Regions from separate parts of the Homo sapiens genome. Here all the other regions are linked to region 3. Evidence: chromatin contacts called from ENCODE Hi-C data. All regions are on one chromosome and are shown on one strand. The core of a region is the stretch at or near the end of the contact, and the rest is flanking DNA. Distances in the headings are between cores, read along the strand shown. Region 1 has its middle 75 kb from the start of NAV2-AS5. Region 2 has its middle 18 kb from the start of MIR4486. Region 3 holds the start of ZDHHC13 (zDHHC palmitoyltransferase 13).

Evidence for each region. Hi-C counts contacts between places; a loop is a spot of excess contacts on that map. Pooled maps may share reads with other maps.
Region 1: a map of OCI-LY7 shows a loop between it and region 3 (4-fold over the local background). The contact joins the enhancer-like site here to the promoter of ZDHHC13 in region 3. A Hi-C loop is called at or near these places in 2 of 168 maps with a recorded cell type or tissue (GM12878 and OCI-LY7), 7 of 37 single-sample maps with no recorded cell type and 13 of 50 pooled maps.
Region 2: a loop to region 3 is called in a pooled map, with 2.3 times the contacts of the local background. The contact joins the enhancer-like site here to the promoter of ZDHHC13 in region 3. A Hi-C loop is called at or near these places in 1 of 37 single-sample maps with no recorded cell type and 4 of 50 pooled maps.

The regions. Positions count from the first base shown.
Region 1 is chr11:19,430,625-19,434,030 of GRCh38, reverse strand. It overlaps a transcript of NAV2 not described here. Among named protein-coding and RNA genes, the nearest start is that of NAV2-AS5, 75 kb to the left of the region's middle. RefSeq lists a silencer at 1,443-1,643. Within about 2 kb of position 1,255, at least 5 of the 41 ENCODE cell types and tissues checked have a DNase peak (open chromatin) inside an H3K27ac peak, as active enhancers do; they include GM12878 and OCI-LY7, where a contact is called at or near this core.
Region 2 is chr11:19,555,800-19,559,360 of GRCh38, reverse strand. It overlaps a transcript of NAV2 not described here. Among named protein-coding and RNA genes, the nearest start is that of MIR4486, 18 kb to the left of the region's middle. Within about 2 kb of position 1,525, at least 2 of the 41 ENCODE cell types and tissues checked have a DNase peak (open chromatin) inside an H3K27ac peak, as active enhancers do.
Region 3 is chr11:19,115,918-19,119,396 of GRCh38, reverse strand. ZDHHC13 (zDHHC palmitoyltransferase 13) reads right to left here and starts at 2,229. Exons shown (of 17, transcript NM_019028.3): 1 at 2,121-2,229. The coding sequence starts at 2,147. RefSeq lists silencers at 1,810-2,039, 2,130-2,209, 2,260-2,499.

The DNA of each region.
Region 1 (3,406 bases), core at 6-2,505, 320 kb before region 3:
TTACTTCCAAGCCTGGCACCTACACTTCCTGCATGATACTTCTTGCTCTCTCTTCCTTTGCCTATTGGCCAGATGCTGAAGTGTTAAGCCATTGCGATTTTGAGGCTCATCTCTTACAGCAGCCAGCATTATTTACTCTAATACATTTCTATTTTTTGAGACTTTTCTCTAATACAGATTTTATTTGTGCATATAATACTTTAAACATTCAATTGGATGTGAGATCTTTTGAAAAGCAATGATCTGCCTTTGAATTGGGGGAAATACAATTTGCCAACAGTGGTCACAACTGCAAGAAGTTAATATAAAGGCCCCAGTTAGCTTCAGGGGCCTAATCAGAGACTCCCCATGGAGCTAACATTCTTCAACAAGCAAGCCTGTTGCTGGCTCACAAAATGCTTGGTCCATACCACCGCCTTTCAGTTGAGCAGATGGGGGTTTTGATGTAAATTGTGCTGGCATTTGCTGCTCTGAAAATAGATTTGTTTTTGCCTCCTTCCAAATTCAGTCCTAAAAAGCAATAGTCAACAAGTTTCATTTCCTCCTTTTAGGCAGGTCAGCAGGACCAGATATCTGTTTGCTATTAAAAGGCACAAAATAAAGCCAAGGATCTCATGCTTGCGGGGCACCTTGGGCTTTACCTTGTTGGTGCCCCATCAAATGCAGAAATTTCCTCTAGAGAATTCCAGGTAGAGCATCCTGTTCTGCTTGCCCTCTTTGATGGGGAGCTCACCACTTAATGAAGTAACACATTCTAGTGTTAAAGAGTACTTCCAGTTAGAAAGCTGAAACTGACCTCCACAAACATTCCATTTTTCAGTCCTGTATCTGCCCTTTAGAGGCATCCTCTCAAAATATAGTGCCATCTCTACATATTGACCCTTCAGGCATTTGAAGACAGAATTGAAGTCTGAACTCTTATCTTTTCCTTGTCTCTGCCCCAAAGTCCTCTATACAGCATAACTCCCAGGACTCTTCCTCAGAACATACTCCAGCTTGTCAATGTCCAGTGAAAACTGAAGTGACAGGAGCTGGCCACAGTTTGAGCAATATGGAAAGGAATGGGGTTAACATCAGTGCCTTCAGGACACTGTGGTTCTGGGTGAGCTGGACTCTTGTGTTTGGGTTTGAGGCATTTTGAAAAGTAAGAATTGCCTCAGAGGACAGCAGCAGCTCTCCTCAGCTGCGGTAAGAGTTATTGGGGAGATTCAAATGAGGGTAAAGAACACAAGAACCTGGGCCTCACAGAAACCCTGGAATGGATTAGTACTGGAACATGCTTTGAAACCTGCAGGGAAATCTAGAATTCAGTGCAGTCTCCACTACAGGGACACCCTAGCTGTACCTTGGGGGCCCCAGCTCCTTCCTGGTTGACTTCTGCTGCTCTCCATACCACCCACTCCCCCACTGCCTCGCTCTCCATGCTCCATGTCTTCTCAGTGGCTGCTTCATCCTGGCTTTCACCTCCTCACTGTCCATGACGCCTTTTGGCTTCTGCCTGCCTTCTTGTGAGTGTGCCATTTGTGGTTTTTTTCCCAACATACTCTCTATGACTTAAATTCAACACTTCCACAGGGAGAGAATATGATCTTTTCCCTTAATCACCACCAACTCAGTCATGAAATGTTTTAGCTGCAGTTTGTCCTAGCAGCTGCTGATCAGCCTATGGGTTAGTTCAAATGCTCTCCCCTAATCAATAAACATCAATTAACAATGATGACAGGGGTGGGCCACAGGAGAGGAAAGTGGCAATTTCTACAGAAGGATTCTGGGTTTTCATCACATTCACAGAATGTGAATTCAAGCTTATCAATGCTTTTTTTTTTTTTTTTTGGTCGGAGTTTTGCTCTTGTTGCCCAGGCTGGAGTGCAGTGGTGCAATCTCAGCTCACTGCAACATCCACTTCCCGGGTTCAAGTGATTCTCTTGCCTCAGCTTCCCAAGTAGCTGGGATTACAGGCCTGTGCCACCACACACAGCTAATTTTTGTATTTTTAATACAGACAGGGTTTCATCCTGTTGGCCAGGCTGGTCTCGAACTCCTGACCTCAGGTGATCGGCCAGCCTTGGCCTCCCAAAGTGCTGGGATTACAGGCATGAGCCACCGCACCCAGTCTTATCAATACTTTCGACAACCAGATCACACTATGATGTATGTTGGAAAATGTGATGTGTGTTATGGCAAAATCCAAAAGCTGTGTTTTTCCTAGCTGCTGCTAAGCCAGCACTCTCTACCTTGCACCTATATGTGCAAATCTTGGCTTACTATATTTCATCTTGATAGACTCTACAGAAGGTCCCAGTCCTGCAAATTTGCTCTTAATCTAAATTCTATCTTCCGACACCAGGCATTTGTTTGTTTGTTTGTTACTCTCTGCTCTGTAAATTCCAAAGGTTCCTTACAGCCCTATCAGAACCACAAGGAGAGGAAGGAGACCAAGAAGGATGGGGTCAGCACCCAGCCCCAACCTCACTTTGGCCAGAAAAACTGTTCTAGTGCAACAGAATTCCAGGTAAGAGTTTCTTGGAACAATATTTTCTGAAACAGAAATAAAATTTGAAAACCATGGAGGCAGGGTCTTTTTGTGGCTTCTGTGCTCAGTGGTTGGTCTCATTTCTCAGCATAGCATGCTTGCCCACCCCCAGGACCTCCTCCTGCGGCACACTAAGATGGGTACACTGCAGTGCCCTGTCACACTTCCAGCTTCAGCAGTCGTTAAACGCAGCAAAGAACTAGAAGAATGACTGCTTACCTTCGCTTACCTTCTTGCTCCAGGAAGCAACAGCCTGCTGTGCCGATTCCCACTTCGGGCTTTAACCAGCAGCAACTCAGCACAGCTTGAAGGGATGCACTCTTTATCCCTGGTACCATCAGACCAGGGCTGAGGGACAGCAGTGGAAACTAGCTGTGGGCAGCTTCCAGGCAGGGATGAGATGCCCCTCCACCTGCCTGTCTATTTTGCCTTTAACAAAGCTAAAATAAGGCAGATTTACATTATAAAGGTTTAGCAGGCCATGAAGGGAGTTTTTTTCTATTGTGTCTGAATCTTGGCTAAAGCCTCAGGCTAAAGATAATTGGTGGCAAGTAGCCCATGTTCTAGAGGGCTGCTTGACACACTTGCAGCACTTACTGGAAGATGGCAAAGCTAGCCTGGAAACACCCTCCCTGGGTAAGAGGCTGTGTCAGAGGAGGCTGGAGCTTCTCTGAGGAGCGGACCTTTCCACGGACATCTGTAGATGAATTGGAGGGGACAAAGAAAAGTGATGCTCTCTACCCTCAACTGTCAACTGATCCACACGGCAGGGGAGACTGGCATCATATCTTCTTAACTGGATGTGTGCAGAGCTCCAGAAACTTGCAAAAACAACTCCCTGGTGTTAGTGAAGCAGGCCAAAGTGAGAAAGTT
Region 2 (3,561 bases), core at 276-2,775, 440 kb before region 3:
CAAGGGCACAGAGCTTACAACAATGGTGCCATAGGAGAATGGGCTTTTAATTCAGAAAGACCTGGGCTTCAATTCTAGCTCTGTCCTTACCTGACATGTGATCTTGGGAACAATCTCTGTAGCCGAGGCACCTCAGTCTCCTCAGCTGTGAAGGTGGCTTCCATGTATGGAGGACTTTCTGTGTGCCAGGCACTACTATAAGTACCTGTGGTAGGTGGTTTGCAAGATGGCCACTAATAATTCCTCCCATTCTTGCATGTGCAAGTCACTCATCTCATCAAGAGGAGAGGCCTGTGTCTCTCTTCCTTAAATCTGGGCTGGCTTTGTAACTTGCTTTGACTTATGGAATATGGTAGAAGTGACTGCTGTGCCAGCTCCCAGGCAAGGCGGTAAGAGGCTGGGAACGGCCTTTAGTTCTCTTGGAGTCCTGCGCCACCATGTATAGGGCAAACACACTTGACAGCAATAACATAAACATACCCTGAGAATGGCCCTGTATGGCACCTGTGTGGGACTTGAATGTGTGTTCCGAGACAGGGAATCCAGGGATGGCCAACACAGACATTCATTCCTTGTCTATGAGAAAACATCCGAGCCCCCAGCCTGTCCCATGGAACACAGGCTGTACAGGGGATTGAAGCCCCAGGTTTTGGGTTAAGTGAATGTTGCCAGGTTCAGGTCATTCAGGGAGGGTGTTAAGTGAAAATGCTCTATAAATTGCATGCTGTTCACAAGCAGCTGTGGCTTTTCTGCCTAGCCTGCTGCCATTGGGCCATAGGAAGGTGGTTTGACTGTCCAGTCCGCTGCCACTGGATTCTCTCCCCTGTACATAAGCCCCTAGTCAAAACCCATGTCTTGTTTGTTGGCTCTGGGTCTCTTTTTCAACCTCTTGAACCTGATGACTTCCCTATTGAGGTGAGTAGGGGTTTGGCACAATGCCATGTAAAACCATTCTGACTCTCGTGCTGGAGAGAGAGGCCCTGCCAGCCTTTAGCTGAGGTGCCATGCATTTGAGGAAGCCCTCTTGGCTCATCCAGCCCTACTGGAAGTGCCCAGCCAACATCACATGAGGAAGCGAGTTGCTGTCCCACTGAGCCCTGCCCTAATTGCAGAATCGTGAGCAAATACGTAGTTGTTTCGGCTTGGTTTGTTTCGCAGCAATAGATAACTGAAAAAGTGCCTAATGTGTATTCATTTAGTCCTCATATCAACCCCATGGAGAAACTGAGGCACAGAAAACTTAAGTAAGTTATCTAATAAATAACAGCAGGTTTTAAATACAAATAGGCTAACTATCCAGAGCCCACGTTTATAAGCACCACGTTATACTGCCCCTTCATAAAAAGAGCAGTACCTCTCAGAGTTATTAAAGAGATTGTCCCTCCCCAACGTTCATCCCACAAGAGCACCCCATCTTCCAAAGAGGAGGCTCCACATGGACTCACATGATATTCACCAGACGAAGTGCCCTCTGTCATTCTGGCTCGATGCTGCCCCCACGTGGCCACTGACTGTCCAAGCCTTCCGTTTGGACACATCCTGACTGCAGGAATGCAGCTTGAGAATCTGCCATCCCTTCAGCCACCTCTTGATCCCACCCTATGCTTCTCACCTGGAAGTGCAGCCCCAGTTCTGTTCTGTGTTCGGTGTGGATCCCATTTTAGCCAAGGCTTTTCGCGTTCACTGCTTATAGGGAAGCATCCCACCTGAAGCTCAAGTTGAAGTGTGTCTACGTGACCACATGAGCACTGATAGGGCCCCTGGGAGACAGAATGTCCCTGCCTAAGCCATCAGCAGACTTGTGGCAACCAGAAGTTCCAGTTTTCTCATTCAGAGCCTAGAGTACCATCGATTGTCCATGAATTGCATAGACAACATTTAATCAAGGGCAGATGTACTTCAGCAGGAGAAACATTCATGTGAAGAGATTACTTCACAGTGGCTAAAATAAATCAATTCTACAAACAAAACATTCAGTTTACTCATCGTAAGCCGTAGATTGCCAGGCTCAGTGGATCTAACAGGTAAGAGTCTGGGTTTGAATGATACACCTCGGTTCAAACTCTGGTTCCATCATTTGCTGACTGTGTGACCTTGGACAAGTCTCTTAACCTCCGCTGGCATCAATGTCTTCACTTGCCAAACGGCTACATTAATACCATGTCTCTTGTGGAATTTAACCTGCGGGTTAAATGATATGGCATCTGAGAGCACTTACTGCCTTATCATCCAGTGATCTAATAAGCCTGAATTATATTTTCTTTGTTCATTTGCTTATTTAATTTTAAAATTCCTTGGTTATTTTACATGATAGAAGCAATGCATGTCTATTATGTAAAATTTTGGAATTAGAGAGAATAAAGAGAAAGAAGTAAAAAACTCTGATACAGAGATTTTTAAAATCAAGGTCCATAAATCCCCTAGAAGACTAGTAAGAATTTCAGAGAGTACATGAACTTGGATAGGAAAAATGACGTTTTTATTTCATGATCTAACCAAAATACAGCATGGTCATTTATTATGAATTTTGGCTTCAAATAACAGTAGTTTTAGCTATATAGACAACTTTGTCACTGACAGAAACTTAGACATTTTTATACCACATTTTAGCTATTGCATGTAATTTAAAATATTACTTGAATTCATCACTACCTTATAGGTATAGTAATTATTTGATCTTCTGCTAGATCGTGTTACTTAAGGTATTAAAAAGAAGCACATATATTGAAAAATTATTTTAACATTTTGATATCTGTATTTCAATATTATTGGTTTTCTTTGAAATTCTATGGTTTATATTTCAGGCATTTAAAAACATGCTGGTAAGCCCATAGGCTCATCAAGCTGCCAAAGGTGTCTGTGGCACAAAAAGGGTTAAGAGATCCCTGCTGTGGTTCCTCCAGCCAAGCCCATGAGCAGTTCAGATTTTCCTGCCACTCTTTAACTGTTTACTTCGTTCATATTGTTGCAGTCAGGTTGCATAGTATAATTTTGTAGCCTGTGTTGCTAACCATAAACATGTTTTCACATTGCTTCTTACACACATAATTTTTAATGGTGGCATGATATTCCACTTTGTTGATGCACCATAATTCACATTCCCCTGTGGTTTACCATTTACAATGGCTTGAACCTGTCACTTTTACAAATGACATTAGGATGAGTGTCTTCTCTCATAAAGGATCTCCTGTATTTTAGATTATTTCCTTAGGCAAGATTCCCAGCAGTGGTAGAGTGAACATTTTCAAGTCGCTGACACCCTTCCTGGTCCCCGGGGAGCTGCAAGCACATGGAATCAGCACATGGAGGATTGAAGAAGAGTGAAGGCTTTGAAAGGAGGAGGGAAGGGAGGCTGAGGAGGAGAAAGATAAATGGGAGGGCAGGGTCTGTAGGGACAGGTGCACAGGCTGTGACCCACTCAAGGGTGTCCAGCCAGGTGATAAGCACAGGCTGAACTCTAGTCAGGCTCTGCTACCAAGCTGTGCACTCAGGCTGGGGCTGGGGCTGGGGCTGGGGCTGGGTGGGCTCGAGGAAGGTACATCTTCTTCCAGGCACCATGGG
Region 3 (3,479 bases), core at 980-3,479:
GCGGTGGCTCACGCCTGTAATGCCAGCATTTTGGGAGGCCGAGGCGGGCGGATCACAAGGTCAGGAGATCGAGACCATCCTGGCCAACATGGTGAAACCCCATCTTACTATACAAAAAATTAGCAGGGTGTGGTGGTCCGCACCTATAGTTCCAGCTACTCGGCAGGCTGAGGCAGGGGAATCATATGAACCCGGGAGGCGGAGATTGCAGTGAGCCGAGATCGCGCCACTGCACTCCAGCCTGGCAACAGAGCAAGACTCTGTCTGAAAAAAGAAAAAAAAGATGAGGTCAGAAAGGAAACTGCAGACCTGATTGTATAGGCAAATCCTGGCAAAAATCCAACAGCACCGATCTTGGAATCAAAAGAACCAAATTCAATGAGAGCAGTAATGTTTTTGTCTGTTTTGTTCACTAATTTATCACAGCACCTAAAACGGTGCCTGGCAGACATTCAAAACACATTTGCTGAATGAACGACTGAAGTCTTGGCTCTATCACTTAGCAGCTATTTGACTTGTAGCAAGTGATTCCAGTTTTCTGAGCCTCTGTTCTCATTTCTAAAATCAGAATAATCATTTCTCCCCACCTCAGAGGATTATAGTGAGGATCAAAAATGGGGAAGTATTTTGCAAACTGCAAAGCAGTATATATAGGTGAGGTCTTCACATTACTGAAAAAGTGAACAAGAGCAATTATTATTAACAACGACAATGATCTCTCTACCTTTCCCTACTAAATTCAACCACCAAATCATTCTCTCCCTCTCTATAGGCCATGGAACTGGGACAAGGCTAATCTTCCCTTCAGCATGAGAGAGTGAACTTTAAGCACTTGAAGCCTTCTGTAAATGAGTGGCAGTAATTAAGACATAATAGTTACTCCTACCAACTTTTCTTTGAGCCTCTCTGAGAAAAAGAATGAGGCGCTGTTTCCATGTGAAGATTCAACACCCTTTGGTAAAATCCAGTCTGCCTGAGAACTATTTTTTTTCTGTTAAAATTCAAGAATAACCAATAAGAACACCTTGACATTTCCCCAGACATCTTGTCCCTCACTTAAACCTACACAAGATCGTGCTGAAAGAAGGGAAAGGGAAAGCATGAGGAACACTCTCGGGACTGGAAAAACGTTTTTAGAGATCAGGTAATCCAATCATCCCAAACTGAGAATCTACCGCCTAACTGATTCCAGCTGAAGACAGCTTTAGTGTTCGTTCTCATCTGTATATGGGGATAATATCTTCTTAAGGATGCTTCAATTCTGGAATAAAATAATGCATATGAAAGCATCTGACATGGGTTATGCACTCACTAAAACTGGCTGAACCTGGAAATTCTGCATTTATTCAATAAATATTAAGTGAACGTCTACAATATACTAGTCAGTACTCTAGGCACTAGGAAAGGGCCATAAGCAAAAAGCACAAAAATCTTGTTTTCTTGGAGACAACATCTACCTCCTGTAACTTCTCCGACTGGCCCGCCTGGCTTCTTTGGACCTCCGTCTGGCTTTTATATAACACCTCCTCCACGGAATATTGTCCTTTGAGATTCTGCAGATCGCTGTGGTGTACCTCCCCTCTCCACGCCCCTTTCCTCCATCCTAAACAAGCAGCCTTAATTATTTCAAGGAGTAAGCAAGGATGCGGAAACAGGAGCGAAAACTGGACTGGGTGGGGTGAAGGCGGGTGCTAAGACGCCAGGGCTGAAAAAGAAATCAACAGAACCGCTCCGACTCCGGGCCAACGTCAAGACGGGCGGGTCCGAATCAGGTGTGTCACCTGACACCTCTCCCGGGAAGGGCCATCGTCCCCTCCCCAGGCCCACAGAGGTCCCCGCCGGGCTCCGGGTACCGGCCCCAGGGGGCGCCCTGGCCAGGGATGGAGGCTGGAGGGGCCGGCTCGGGCCCTCACCCCTCAGTCCTCGCCTTTTCTTCCCAGTCGCCTCAGAGACAATTTCCAGCATCGTTCGTGGTGTTTCCAGGCTCCCGCTTCCCAGACCTAGGCCCCGCCGCTCCCGAAACCCCCTCATCGAGCGGCCTCTCACCCACACCATCCTTTCCTCCACAGCTGCAGCCGCTCTCCCGGCCCCCAGGACAGCCACCGCCCGGCCGCACTCACCTGCGAGCCCAGCCCCGGCCCCTCCATCTCCCCAGGAGCCCACAGCGGCTGAGGCTACTAGGCAAGTAGCGACTGCCGCCAGCCCGCCAGCCCGCCTTGGGTCGCCTCTTCTCCCACTTCCTGCTGGCGCCCTCACCTCCGCCGCTGCGGTCCCCGCTCGTGCCCTGAGCCGTCAATCGGTCCCGGAGAACCAATCCCAGCCCTCCATCGGCTAGGGGCGGGACTTTCTCACCTCCTGGGAAGCCCGCTGTGAACAGCTCGCCAGAGGCTCCACCCCCGGCCCGCCCGTGCCGGTCGCTCCCCCAGCCCCAGCCCAGGACCGAGCGCCCCTCCCTGCCCCAGGTGCCACGGGCCCCAGATGTGCGTCCAGGGTCAGGATCAGACTGTTATTCCAACGTCAACCACCATCTATTGAGAGCAAATCTGGACTTGGCTACTTAATTGCTAAATGACCTTGTGAAAGTCTCTTATTTTACCTCAATTTTCTCATCTGTGAAATGAGGAAAATAAGGGTACCTACTTCATGGAATTATCAGGAGGATTAAATGAGAAAACGCATGTAAAGCCCCTCAGCCCGTGCGTTACATATAAAAAGGAATCAATAGATGTTAGCTATTTAAATGTTTTCCACTCCATTTGCGTGATCTTGGGCAAGTCACCTCTACCGCCTGAGGTTCTGTTTCCTCAAATGAAACAAAAAATGAGTTCTACGGCGCAGGCTAGAGGGGGAGTGGGCGAGAGCCTCCCACTTGAAGTGCACCTCCCCCCTGACCTCCACGACCCTTTGTGGAGGGCACTGGAGGAGCTGGCATTTAAGCCCTGTCCAGCTTGAAGGTCTATGAAGCAAGCATTAGGGATGGCTCCTTCCCTTGGGGCGTTCCAGTGGGGCAGTGGGGCTCTCCTACTTCAGCCCCGAGTAAACACTGGGGTTTTTCTAGCCCAGCACTTAACACAGTTCTTTGTAATGGTTCCTTAGATGTGTCTGTTGCCAAGTGGAACCAGATTAAGACCTTTAGAAGCTAATTTGAAAACGATCTGAAAACATTATGACTTCCTTATTTTATAAAAATAATACTAAATCATAAAATAAATAAATAGAAATCCAACAAAGTGCTGGGTTTTCCATGGAAAATATTGCTATGATACAATAAAATCGTAGATGTATTACTATTGCTTTAGTGTCTGTGTCCTTTGGGCACGTCAGCCCTGGCTTGCCCCCAAAAGCCCAAACCCTTTGAGGATAGGAACCATGTCAGATCCATCTCTGAACTCCCAGTGTCTAACACAGCACTGGGACATGGAAAATGCTCAGCACAATTTTAATGAATGATGGATGGATGGATGTACAGGCGTGTCATT